Linked DNA regions of Mus musculus: region 2 is linked to region 1. A link is a loop called in an ENCODE intact Hi-C map of the cell type or tissue named here. Cell type or tissue: left cerebral cortex. All regions are shown on one strand. Each heading gives the region's core, and the rest is flanking DNA. Links, peaks and the distances in the headings are about the cores only.

Region 1 (6,196 bases), core at 364-5,363:
GTTCTTCACCTATGGGGTGTTGAAGAACCCGCCTTAGACCATTCAAAGCAGTAGCAAAATTATAGTTATGTAGTAGCATGGGAAATAATTTTATGGTTGGAGTCACCACAGCACAAGGAACTGTATCAAAGGGTCCCAGCATTAGAAGAGTTGAGAAGCTATGGTTTAGGAGATCCCCAGGAATAAAGAGAAATCATGGTTTTTTTATGTTTACCACAGGAGGCTGAGAATGTCAGGGTGTATACTGTAAAACTGGGCCCCAAATTTCAGGATACTACCTCAACAAACTCTCTTGCTTTTTGGAAGGATGTTCAGGCTATGTGAAATGGCCAAACATCTACTCGAGGGCATGTAGCAAGGTTGAAATTGGGGGTGGATTTGGGCAGAAGGCTGTCCTTGCTGTCCTTTCTGACAGCAAGTCAAAGTGGCCTGGCTGAGTCTGAAGGAGCCCCAAGGACTTGTGCGGAGGTCCACCTTGGGTTTTAGCAAGAGAAAGACCATGGCCACAGCCAGGGCTATACAGAGAAACCTTGTCTTGAAAAACCAAAAAGAAGAAGAAGGAGGAGGAGGAGGAGGAGGAGGAGGAGGAGGAGGAGGAGGAGGAGGAGAAGGAGAAGAAGAAGAAGAAGAAGAAGAAGAAGAAGAAGAAGAAGAAGAAGAAGAAGAAGAAGAAGAGAGGGAGGGAGGGAGGGAAGAAAAGAAAGAGAGAGAGAGAGAGAGAGAGAGAGAGAGAGAGAGAAAGAAAGAAAGAAAGAAAGAAAGAAAGAAAGAAAGAAAGAAAGAAAGAAAGAAAGAAAGAAACCAAGCAAGCAAGCAAGCAAGCAAGCAAGCCCCTTCTGGATTTCACTTGGGTCTCTTGTGGCTTACAAAGGCCATTCCAGCCAGATGGTGGTAGTGCATACCTTTAATCTCAGCACTCAGGAGGCAGAGGAAGATGGATCTCTGAGTTTGAGGCCAGCCTGATTTACAGAGCTAGTTCTAGGACAGCCAGGCTATAGCAGTCTGGAAAAACAAACAAACAAGAAGAAAGGAAGGAAGGAAGGAAGGAAGGAAGGAAGGAAGAAAGAAAGGAAGAAAGGAAGAAAGGAAGAAGGGAAGAAGGGAAGAAGGGAAGAAAGGAAGAAAGGAAGAAAGGAAGAAAGGAAGAAAGAAAGAAAGAAAGAAAGAAAGAGGAAAGAGGAAGGAAGGAAGGAAGGAAGGAAGGAAGGAAGGAAGGAAGGAAGGAAGGAAGAAGCTATTCTAATGAAGGAGGATGCTCCACAAAGCTATCAGTATGGATACTTTGTAGAAACACACCTTTGATCCCTGCCCTCAGGAGGCTGAGGGAGACAGGGTGTTGTGCAGCTGAGGCCAGCCTAATGTGCATATCAAGACTCTGTTCAACAAACAAACAAAAACTGTGAAGTTCTGCCCAGATGGTAGTGTTGCTGTGGTCAGCCTGGATAGCTGAACCAGGTATAGAGAGGACAACTCGATCAAATCACCTGTGGGCCCAGGCTGAGCTTCTGGAGTTTGCTTCCCTCCTCCCCAACTTTCTTACAGCTAAACGTTACTTTCCATTTTTCTCTCTGTGTTTTTCTTTTTCTTTTTGTTGTTTGTATTGGGGATCGAACCCAGGGCCTGTACATGCAGGACAAACACTCTCTACACTGAGCTGCATCCCCAGTTCTGACTCCAGGTTTTGTCCCTCTGAAGAATGGGACAGGAAGGAAGCTTAGTCTTCCCAATAACGTGACTTATGGGCTGAAGATGCAGTCCAGTCGGCAAGGTGCACACAAGACCTGAGTTCAGATCCCCATGCCCACCTAAGAGCAGGGTATGGGAGGACACTGGAGGACAGAGGCAGGCTGGTCTGAGGAGCTGTTGACTAACCAACCTAGCCAATTAGTGAGCTCCATGTTAAGTGAGAAACTTTGCCCTAAAAGATAATATACAGGGGCTGGAGACATGGCTCGGCAATTAAGAGCAGACCCTGGTCATGCAGAGGACCTAAATTTGGCTCCCAGCATCCAGTCTGTTAACTGCAGCTCCAGGGGAATCCAACGCCCTTTGCCTCTGTAGGTACCTGCACTTACCTGTACACACACGCGAACACACACATGCACACGCACATGCACATACACACACTGTATGGTAGCCCACACCTTTACTTATTTTTATTTATATACATGCACATATATATGTACATTATATTTTGCATGTATGTATGTCTGTGCACCATGGTACATTCTGGTGCTCATGGCCAGAAGAAGGCTTCAGATACCCTGAAATAGGAGTTCCAGACTGTTAGTAGCTACTGGAAATTGAATCCTGGTCCTCTGCAAGAGCAGTCAGAGTTCTTAATCACTGAGCAATCTCTCCAGCCCTTGGTGTATGCTTTTAACCCCAGCACTCAGAGGGCAGAGGCAGGCAGATCTCTTTGAGTTTGAGCTAGCCTGATCCATACAGTGAATTTCAGGACAGCCAGAGATAGGTAAGGTGACCCTATCTCAAACAAACAAACAAACAAACAAACAAACCCAAAACCAAACAAACATAATAAAAGTTAGAGAGCAAGGGAGGAAGACACATGATGTCTGCCTCTGATCTCTACAGGGGCACATACACACACACAGATACATACACACAGACACACATTCACATACACACACAAACACACATACAGACACAGACACACAAACACACACACAGACATACACACACACACACAGACACATACAGACATACGCAGACACACATTCACATACACAGACACACACGGACACATACAGACACACACTCACAGACACACACAGACACACACTCACACACACAGACACATGCAGACACACACTCACATACACAAACATACACACACATGTGCACACACACTGAGTATTATACTCAGGTTACAGATAAATAGACTGAGGTCCAGAAAGACAGCTGTTGAGGTATAGAACTGGGGTACAAACCCAGGTCTCTGTCTGAATAGAGGTTCCATCCAGGATGGTAAGAATACACATTGGAAGGTGAGCCCCTTCAAGGACACAGAGTCAGTAACTATAATCCCAAATCAGCCCCTGGCACTCAGTCAACAATAAGTATTTCATCAAATAACAAATATCAACCTTAATGGGAATTTTAGTGCAGAAAAGTGAATTGTGAATAAACGAGGGGCTGGGAACTAGATAATTTCTCTTTTCTTTCCCTCTATCATCTCTCTATTTACTTATTTTGAGATAGGGTCTATCCATCATTTATCTATCCATCTGTCTGTCTGTCTATCTATTTTGGATAGGGTCTCTCTGTGTAGCCCTTGTACTAGAACTAGCTCAGTAGACCAGGCTAGCCTTGAACTCAGAGATTTGCCTGCATCTACCTCCCAAGTGCTGGGATTAAAGGCGTGTACCACCACATCCACTTCTTTTTTTCCTTTTAAAGGCTTGTTGGCCCTTAAAAACTGATGCGTGTATGTGTGTGTGCATGCACACAGGCAAACAATGCTGTAACATACATGTGGTGATGGTGGTGGTGGGGGCTCAGATGACAACTTTGGGAGTCAGTTCTCCCCTTCTGGGGATCAGTCTTCAGCCACTGAGCCATCTCACCAGCCCCATATCTTCTGTCACAGTTTCACAGAAGGTTTTGTGCATTGTGTATTTCAGGGAGCACTTTGTGATCCATGCCAATCCCATCTGGCTGTTTCTCTTTCTTTTCTTCTTTTATTGACACAGGGTCTCATTATGCAGCCCAGGCTGCCGGGGACTCACTATGTAGCAGGAGCCTTGGAGCCTTTGGAGCTCTGGGATTTCAGGCATGCACTGCCATGCCTGGCTCTGTCTGGTTCTCCTTTTCAGGTAGCACCACGGCAGAGGTTTAGGCCTCTGAGGAAAGCAGAGGGATAAGAAAGGAAGTAGCAATACTGTGGAAGAAGTAGAGCCCTCGTCGGTATATACAGAGTATAGTCAAATGACTTTTTAAGGGGTCATTGAGACGACTAACTGGGTAAAGGTGCTTGCTGCCAAATCTGAAGACCTTAGTTTGATTCCCCAGGATCCACACAATAGAAGGGAAAAACTGACTTGTGTGCATTGTTTTCTGACTTCTAGTCTCAACACAGGAGGAACATAGTCACCATTATACGAGAAAGAAAGAAATATAGTAAAAGTCAATTACATAAAAAAAAATGTCATAGGCATAAGCGTTGTTTTGCTCCTTGAACCACCTCTTGGGATGACCTAGGCAACACTGCATGACTCCCTCTGGCATTTCTTGTGGTGCTAGAAAGAGATCTTCATATACACCAGGTGGGTGTTCTACCTGTGATTTACAGCCCCAGCTTCAGGAACCAGCCTTTAGTCCAATTCTTACTGAACACCCACTGTGAACTATACAGTGCATTGAGGCCCAGAAGGCCCAGAAATTCCCATGGGATGGTCCCCAGATCTCAAGAGCACGCCCAAGCCGGGGCCCTTTTTTGAGACCTTCCTTTAGGCCACCAGAGGCCACCAGGCATGCCAGGAGGTTGCATGGCCATCATTTGCTCTTTGCTCTGGATCCCTAGTCTTGCTTCAGAAGGTCAGCCCTCTCTGCTCCCGCTCAGTCATCCCTGGCCTTCCACACTGCAGCTCCCTTGGCAGAGAGAAAAGGTGCGAGAGGGAATCCAGAGATTCTGTACTGTTTGTTTTGGGTTCAATGGAATCTCATTTACACGTGTTAATTGCAACTAATTGGCACTAATTGGATGAACAGGAAACCCTCTGGGAGCACTCATACCTTTAATTTGTAGTAAATATCATTAATTAACATATGCTAATTAGAGCCAATTAACATTGATTAAGGGTTGCCAGCTACTTGGAAAGTACAACTCTGTGTCCTCCTCCCTAGGTTGTCTGAAGTCAGCACAAAACATGATACATAGAGTCTGGGGGAGGAAAGGACGTTGTGTCGCACGGGGCACCAGCTACACAAGCACAGAGCCCCAGCAGCCCTCATCCAAACTGGCTGTGTAGAGGTGGCCTCCTGCCCTGTCTGCCCTCCCCTGCGAGTGCAAAGGACTCTGCAGAGACGGGGGAGCACCCTGGCCCACCCTGCCCGAAAGATCAGCACTGTTCAGGTCGCTGGGGGGAAAAGATTGGGAGGTTCCTGGGTTGAGCTGTTCTGCCCTCGAACAGCTCCTGGACAGCAGATGTCATCCTGGGTGAAACTCCAGTATCAGGAAGAGGGTGGCCAGGGGAGGGTCATCCCCTCCAGATGGGGTGGATGGTAGGTTTCCTATTCATCCTGTCCCAACTGGGAAGGGGTGCATGTGTGGACATGCCAAGCCTCCTCCATCAGACATGCATGGAAGGGGGGAAGTTCTATGCAACATCAGGTAGACAGGTGATACGATGACCCCTGTCAGACAGCTCCTCTGCTCATTGTGGGATATATTGTTATTTGAGATTGAGATGCTATCCCAATTTCCCAGGGAATTGGTGTTGGATTGAAAAATTATCTAGGTGTGGTAGTGGTGCACACCTTTAATCTCAGCACTTGGGCAGCAGAGGACTGCAGATCTTGGTGAGTGTGGGGTCAGCCTGGTCTACCTAGTAAGTTCCAGGTCATCTAAGAAGTGAGATTATGTTTTTAAAACAAAATTGGAGCTGAGGGGGTAGGTAGAAATACAGCATATTTCTAGAATGTGGGAGGCCCTATGTTCATCCCTAGTATTAAAAATTTAAGAAGAAAACTCATTTGCCTAGAAGCCAGGCCTTTTAGGGTTGTGTTTGCTAAGTGCCCATGGGACTCTTGAGATTCATTTAAAAATGTATAAATTGTTTTGTTTTGGTCTAATTAAAAAGAAATAAATGTTTATTGCCTTCCACCCCATCTTCTCCAAGGCACCTAGTCTAGGGGCCCTGCCTCTCTAGCAGGCACTGGAATATCTCACTTCCAGAGCTTGCCTTGAACCTTTACCCAGAAGCAAGTCCCCCGAGGCAGGGCTCCACCTGGGTCCTCTGGCTCTTCATCACTGAGCCATCTCTCCAGCCCTATAAATGTAGTTAGATTTTGTTGTAGTTTGTTTGCTTTAGTTTTGGTTTGTTATTTTAGACAAAGTCACCCTATTTAGCCTTGGCAAGCCTGGGACTCTCTGTGTAGAACTGACTGGCCTGGGGTTATGATTCTTCTGTACCTCCCAAATGCAGGGCACCCTAGGTACCTCCAAATGGTGGCT
Region 2 (6,196 bases), core at 433-5,432, 81 kb after region 1:
TGTGTTCATGCGGCTTCTTTTGTACCTGCTCGGGGAAGAAAAGCTAGCCAGGACCCCTCCTGCCCCAGGATGGCAACTCAAAGCCCAAGGGACGTTCCCTGTCACCCCCCACTCCCAGACTGTGGGCTTGGAGTCTGTCTCAGTGGGAGTCTTGTCATGTCAGAACAGGGATGGCAGAGCCAGCTGGAGCCATCCTGCTCAATCTCACCTATGGCAGGGGACAATGGAGTGAGGGGAGTCTGTGCTGATGCTAGGGTGACTTAGATGGGTGGAAAGGACAGGGAAGGACCCCCAGGAAGTACAGCTTTAATGAAAGAGGAAACCTGTGGCTGAACATGTAGAGAGGGCTAGGAGCCAGGAAATGGCTTGGGCAGGTGAGAGAGGAAACCCACTGAAGCCTGCAGGAGCCATGTAGAAACTTCCTCTCACCCCGTTCACTTTCACTGCTGGACAGACTCATCCCAGCCATGCCAGCACCTCCATGACCCCACAGGTACCATGGTGAGAGAGAGGGAAGATGAGTGTCCCAGCCCCTCCCTCTGTGAGGTCAGGGTCACTGCAGGGGAACAGCAAGATGGATGAAATGCTTATTCTCCTGGCAAGTTAGTCACACCATGGCTGAGGGCCTGGGCTTCACCTGTGTGGATAGACTCTGACAGGAGAAGAAGCCATCCTGCCTCCACCCCTCCCTGCAGGCCTGGAACCATAGATGAACAAACCTCTTTTAGGATTGGTTTGTAGGTGTTCAGACTTCCAAGTGGAGCAACCCATATCCCTTCCTGGAAATAGCTCAAGTGTCCATCCACTTCTGTCCATCCATCCATCCATCCATCCATCCATCCATCCATCTATCCATCTTTTTTGTTTGTTTGTTTGTTTTTGTTTTTGTTTTTTTGTTTTTGTTTTCCGAGTCAGGGTTTCTCTATATAGTCCTGGCTGTCCTGGAACTCACTTTGTAGACCAGGCTGGCCTTGAACTCAGAAATCCGCCTGCCTTTGCCTCCCGAGTGCTGGGATTAAAGGCGTGTGCCACCACGCCCGGCTCCATCTATCCATCATTATACCATTTAGCTTTCTTCCTTCCTTTGTCATGCTATCTGCCCACCCATCCATGGAGCAGTATTCTACTGAACATTCTTCTATGTGCATTAGACATTCTCCCACAAACCTGTGATTTAGGCATCACCATCCCTTCACCTAAAGGTGAAGAAATTGAGTATCAGGGAGATTGGGCAACTTGCCCAAGGTGACACAGCCTCTGAAAGGCAGTGCTCTTTGCACTAATTAGGCTTTGTTACCTCACCTGTAACCAGCAGCAGTAGCTAAGAGAGGAGGCATCTATTGATGTCCAGGGTCCTGTGGATGGCCAAGTCTATGCTCTCGGTCCACTGGAGGCCTCTAGCAAGGACTTCTCATGGGGTGCAGTTATGATAGATAACTTTTATGTAGTTATCATTTATTGAATAGACTGTACCTCCAAGTCAGCAACGTGAGGTGAAGAGACTGTCTCACTGTCTCCTTGTCTGTGGTGTGAGTCAGCATTTAAGCAACAGTAATGCCTTAAGCTGGGCATGCCTTTAATCCCAGCACTTGGGAGGCAGAGGCAGGGGGACCTCTGAGTTTGGACCAGCTTGGTCTATAGAGTGAGTTCCAAGACAGCCAAGGCTGTACAGAGAAACCCTGTCTCAAAAAAAAAAAAAAAAAGAAAGAAAGAAAGAAAGAAAGAAAGAAAGAAAGAAAGAAAAAGAAAAGAAACACACCTTTGGCTTGGGTGGTGGTCCCATTGGTAGAGTGCTTCTTAGCTTGTATGTAACCCTGGGTTTGACCTTCAGCACCAAATAAACCAGGCATTGCAACACATGCCTTTAACACCAGCAATTAGGAGGTAGAGACAGGAGAATCAAAACTCACTGTGTATCGTTGGCTACACAGTGAGTTTGAGGCCAGCCAAGACTACAGAAGAACTTGTTGTTTTTGTTCTGTTCTGTTCTGTTTTGTTTTGTTTTAAAGAAAAAAGAACTAAGGCCTCCTCTCCATTCCTGTTCTCACTGGGATGCTCTGCCTCAGCTGGTCCAGGCTGGGCCCCAGGCCTCAGTCTATTGCAAGCTCCCTGGCTGATGAAAGTGTGGCAGGGCTTAGCACCAGATGCTACCGAGTTCTCATGAGCCAAAGCTAGAAGTGGGCTTAGCTCTTGGCCACCACAATGCCCACAGCCTGAGTTTGTTCTCCAGGCAGCTAGACTGGGGAAAAAACTGAGCAGGTGTCTCTTTAAAGAGATGATGTGCTGGGAGTCACAAAGGGCCAGAAGTTGGTGTCTGACTGTGCCGGGACTTGTCCTAAGGACCAGGTGGCCAGGAGAAGGGCTGGGAGAAGCAGATGTCTCAGCAGAGGAGGGAGGCAAGCCTAAAGTGGGAAGATGGGAGGACCTGTTCTGGCGAGAAACAGCTCCCAACTCTGGCCCTTTGAGCGTGAGGCTGGCAGGGCAGCGACGGGGCGTCTTCCTCTAGGGAAGGTAAACCCAATGCCCTTGGCCACCTGCCCTAGCATTCTGCACACAGCGTTCTCACACTTGGTTCTGCACGGGACGGGAGGGAGCTAGGGACACCTTGACACTCCTTCTAGAAAGATCTGCTGACAGACAAAACTCCCCGCCCCCACCTTCCCTGGCTGTGGCTGCCAGGCTGCTCATGGATCAGTTGGAGCTTCCTCCTCCCCCACCCGACCCCAGCTCCTCGGGCCCACCACACATGGCAAGCCTTAGCTCTCAGGATCCCTGTGACTTTATATACTTGGGGGCCAACACAGGGAAAGAAAGCCATAGGGAGTTATCCTTCCTTGGTTAGATTCCACACATGCTCACTGGGTGGGCAGGACCCTGTGCACTCCTAACAACCCCTAGGGCTGCTCTGGCCAGCATCTAGGGGCCATATCTGCAAGGAGCTAGATAGATGCCCACATGGTGGCTTTCAGAGTCTCAGCCCTCTGAGGGACCACAAGCAGCTGGCACTCACCAGGGCAGGGCTAGGCTGGGCCAGCCTAGGCAGACAGCCACCAGCCCCTGATGTCCCTAACAAACAAGTGGCCCTCAGCAGCCTGGCACGTGGCACCATTGATGGCCCTGTGCCCAGAATGAGGAAAACATAAAATCTCATTTCAAGCCCTGATGGTGCTTTGGTTCAGCTCTTCTAGCTTTGTAGAAACGTAATTCCATGCATTTTTCTTAAATGCAAGGCACCTGCTTAAAATGATTTTTCCGCCTTTCCACTTGAGTAAACAGGCAGAGGGAAGCCAGTGACTTTTCCACCGTTTCTCTGGGCTCTGATGTTTCTGAGTCTCTGCTGGGTCCTTCTTGTTGCTGTTATAGGACAATGTATAAGCTGGGCCTGATAACATATGCCTATAATGCCAGCTGCTCGGGAGGCTGAGGGTGGGGACACCTCATGTTCAAGGCCAGCTTGGGCAACTTAGGAAGACCGTATTATAAATAAATGAATGAATGAATGAATGAATGAATGAATAAATAAATAAATAAATAAATAAATAAAAGATCCAGGGCAACCTGGGCTACCTGGCAAGTCCCAGTTCTCAGGGAGAGAAACTCAGTGTGCAGAGGCACTTGCTGCCAAGCCTAAGGACCTGTATGAGTTCAATTCCCAGGACCCACATGATAGATGGAGAGATCAGGGAAGCCAGTGTTCCCACCGGCTGTTCTCCGACTTTCACACATACATGGGTGCATATCTCACCCCCAAATAAATAAATAAAGTCATAGAGGGCTTGTCTCGAAGTCTGAATCCCTATGTTCAATCCCTAGTACAGCAAAAATTAAGCATGAAAACAACTAACGCAACAGTAAGAAGCTCAGGTGTCAGAGTGGCAGGGTCACGCAGAATCCTGGCTTCCCCACGTACCAGCTATGTGGCCTAGAGTGAACTACCTGTGTGCTCTGAGCCCCACCCATAAACAAAGAGCAACAATACACTCTCCCCACAGGCTCACGATGAGATGCTAAGGAGGTAGTTTTCAGATACTACTCAACACAGGCCTAATACACACACCTGAGTGTGCGCACACACACAAACACACAGACTAAACTGGATTTGTATAGTTTTTCACCCCAATTTTCCCCTTTAATAATTATTATAACCCAATACTATTATATTGTTGGTGGCTACATAATAGTCTACCAGATAAACATAGGAAACTCATAGACTATTCATTGGTTATTATGGTGGCTGGCCTGGGGTCTGGAAATAAAGGTTTACACAGCTCAATAACCATCTTCCTTCACCCTTTTCAGATGAAGAGAAGCCTCCTTGGCCCAGGTATAGTCAGAGTCAACAAGACCCCAACCTAATGGTCTCCCCTCTCAGGACATATTTTGGGTGGCAAGCCTAGAGTCCTTTTCCTCCTGGGGGTTTTTGCTGCACTTCAGGGCTTGGAGGTAAGGTTTGCCATCCATGTGAACTGGCAAGTGGTGTGCCAGGAATTCCTGAGAGATGAAGGTGAGAAGGGGTCGGGGTGGGGGCCTCTCGTGACCCTGATAGGAAAAGTGCAGCAGAGTACAATGTGGGAGGCAGGCTCCCCTCAAGGATGAGGAAGGTCAATTCTTTTGAGTCCTTCCTGTCAGAAGTGCCACCACCTCCTGGTGTGGGACTTCCAAGTTCTGCTTTGTCATCTGCTGAAGGGACTAAAAACACCCATTTTCTCCAGCTTAGAGGTCTTCTCCAGTGGTTTGTGCCTCTTGGTGAGGCTCAAAGAATAAAGAACTGGGACATTCTGTCCTATTCTCCAGCTTTATCTAATGTCCCCTTCCTCTGCTCTGACATCCCTGCCTAGCATCCATAGCCCAAGACACCCCCTCCCTGCCACCTCCCAAGATATAGATAGGTTGATTCTAGAATTAGCACACTGGAGGTGGAGGCAGGAGGCTCAGAAGTTCAAGGTCAAGCTGGGGATATGGTCTCTTGGCAAAGCACTTCCAAGCATAAGGCAGGCCCTGGGCTCATCTCAATCACACATAAAATCAAAATATAAACTGCCTCTTAGCAGTTGTGTTTAACACGAGCTTGCACTTGGCAGATGGAGGGAGAGAGGCAGGAGGATCAGGGGTTCAAGACTGGCCTTGGCTACAGGAGACCTTGTCTTTAAGAAAAAAGCCTTGACCTGGGGTAGTGCCATGTGTCTTTAACCTTAGTACTAGGGAGTCAGAGGCAAGTGGCTATCTGGGGTTCAAGGCCAGCCTGGTCTACTTAGAGAGATCCAGGACAGCCAATGTTACATAATAGAGAAACCTTGCCTCAAAACAAAACAGCAACAAAAAGTTTTGATATAATGAGATTGAGACCATTTGTCTACAAAAACAAAACACACACACACACAAATCAACCAACCAAACCAAACCAAAAAAAAACAAAAAACATAAAACGCCACTACTTAAATACATTAAAAGTTGGGGAACTGGGAATGTAATTCCAGGGGAATTCAATATTTTCTTTGAGTTTGAGGCTAGCTAACTCTAAAACAAAGAGTGTATTCCACAAAGCACTGTGCCCAGCAGCCTTCCACATCCTCAGAGACCCACTCAAAGTTCGTGAATTAAACAAAAGCAGCTGGGATTTGAGGGAGCTACCAGGAGTTACCTGGGACAGTACACAAGAGAGGCCGGGTGGAGAGGATGCTGCCTGAGTTTCCCAAGGAGGCTAGTCCTGCTCTGTGGGAATGCTGGTCACGTGGATAAACAGGAGGTAGGAGGTGGACTGCCTTGCCTCCTCTAGTCTGGAACTATCCATTTAATCTCATCATGATACCTTCATTTCCTAAACGATGTGTGAGCTGAATGTGGCATTCAGCAAAGGGCTTCACCGCCAGCCCCAGCTCCACTCCACACATCCTGAAGGCACATTCAGATGCTAGACAAAGTTGGGGAAACCTAACTGTCGATAAAGCCACTCTCTGCAATCAGGCAGAATTAATTGTGTGAACACCATTGATCAAACCACTTAATACTTACAGGGGCTGAGAAGGAGCCGAGATGTAATTTCATTCTCCACCTGCTCACCCCTAATGAAACTCCTAATAACGCTCTAATTTTTCTTTCAGATAAGGGCTGATAGGTGGGAATGGGGGTGGAAGGCTGGGGGAAAGACAGGGAAACTTATTTTCTCTCTTTGCTAGACTCCATCAGATAGATTCCA

What was found. A loop is a pair of places that touch in the nucleus more often than their neighbours do. Peaks named below come from ENCODE experiments on the same cell type or tissue, not always from the same donor. Only the 100,000 strongest peaks of a DNase experiment are listed, where the experiment ranks them.
Region 2: a loop joins it to region 1, with 2.2 times the contacts of the local background. A loop is called at or near these places in 1 of 42 quality-filtered maps.

Annotation. Positions count from the first base shown.
Region 1 is chr11:84,544,775-84,550,970 of GRCm38, forward strand. No RefSeq gene overlaps it. Among named protein-coding and RNA genes, the nearest start is that of Lhx1os, 22 kb to the left of the region's middle. In left cerebral cortex, for the core only: no CTCF peak of the experiment used is centred there; no DNase peak of the experiment used is centred there.
Region 2 is chr11:84,625,260-84,631,455 of GRCm38, forward strand. No RefSeq gene overlaps it. Among named protein-coding and RNA genes, the nearest start is that of 1700109G15Rik, 92 kb to the right of the region's middle. In left cerebral cortex, for the core only: no CTCF peak of the experiment used is centred there; a DNase peak (open chromatin) is centred at 3,096.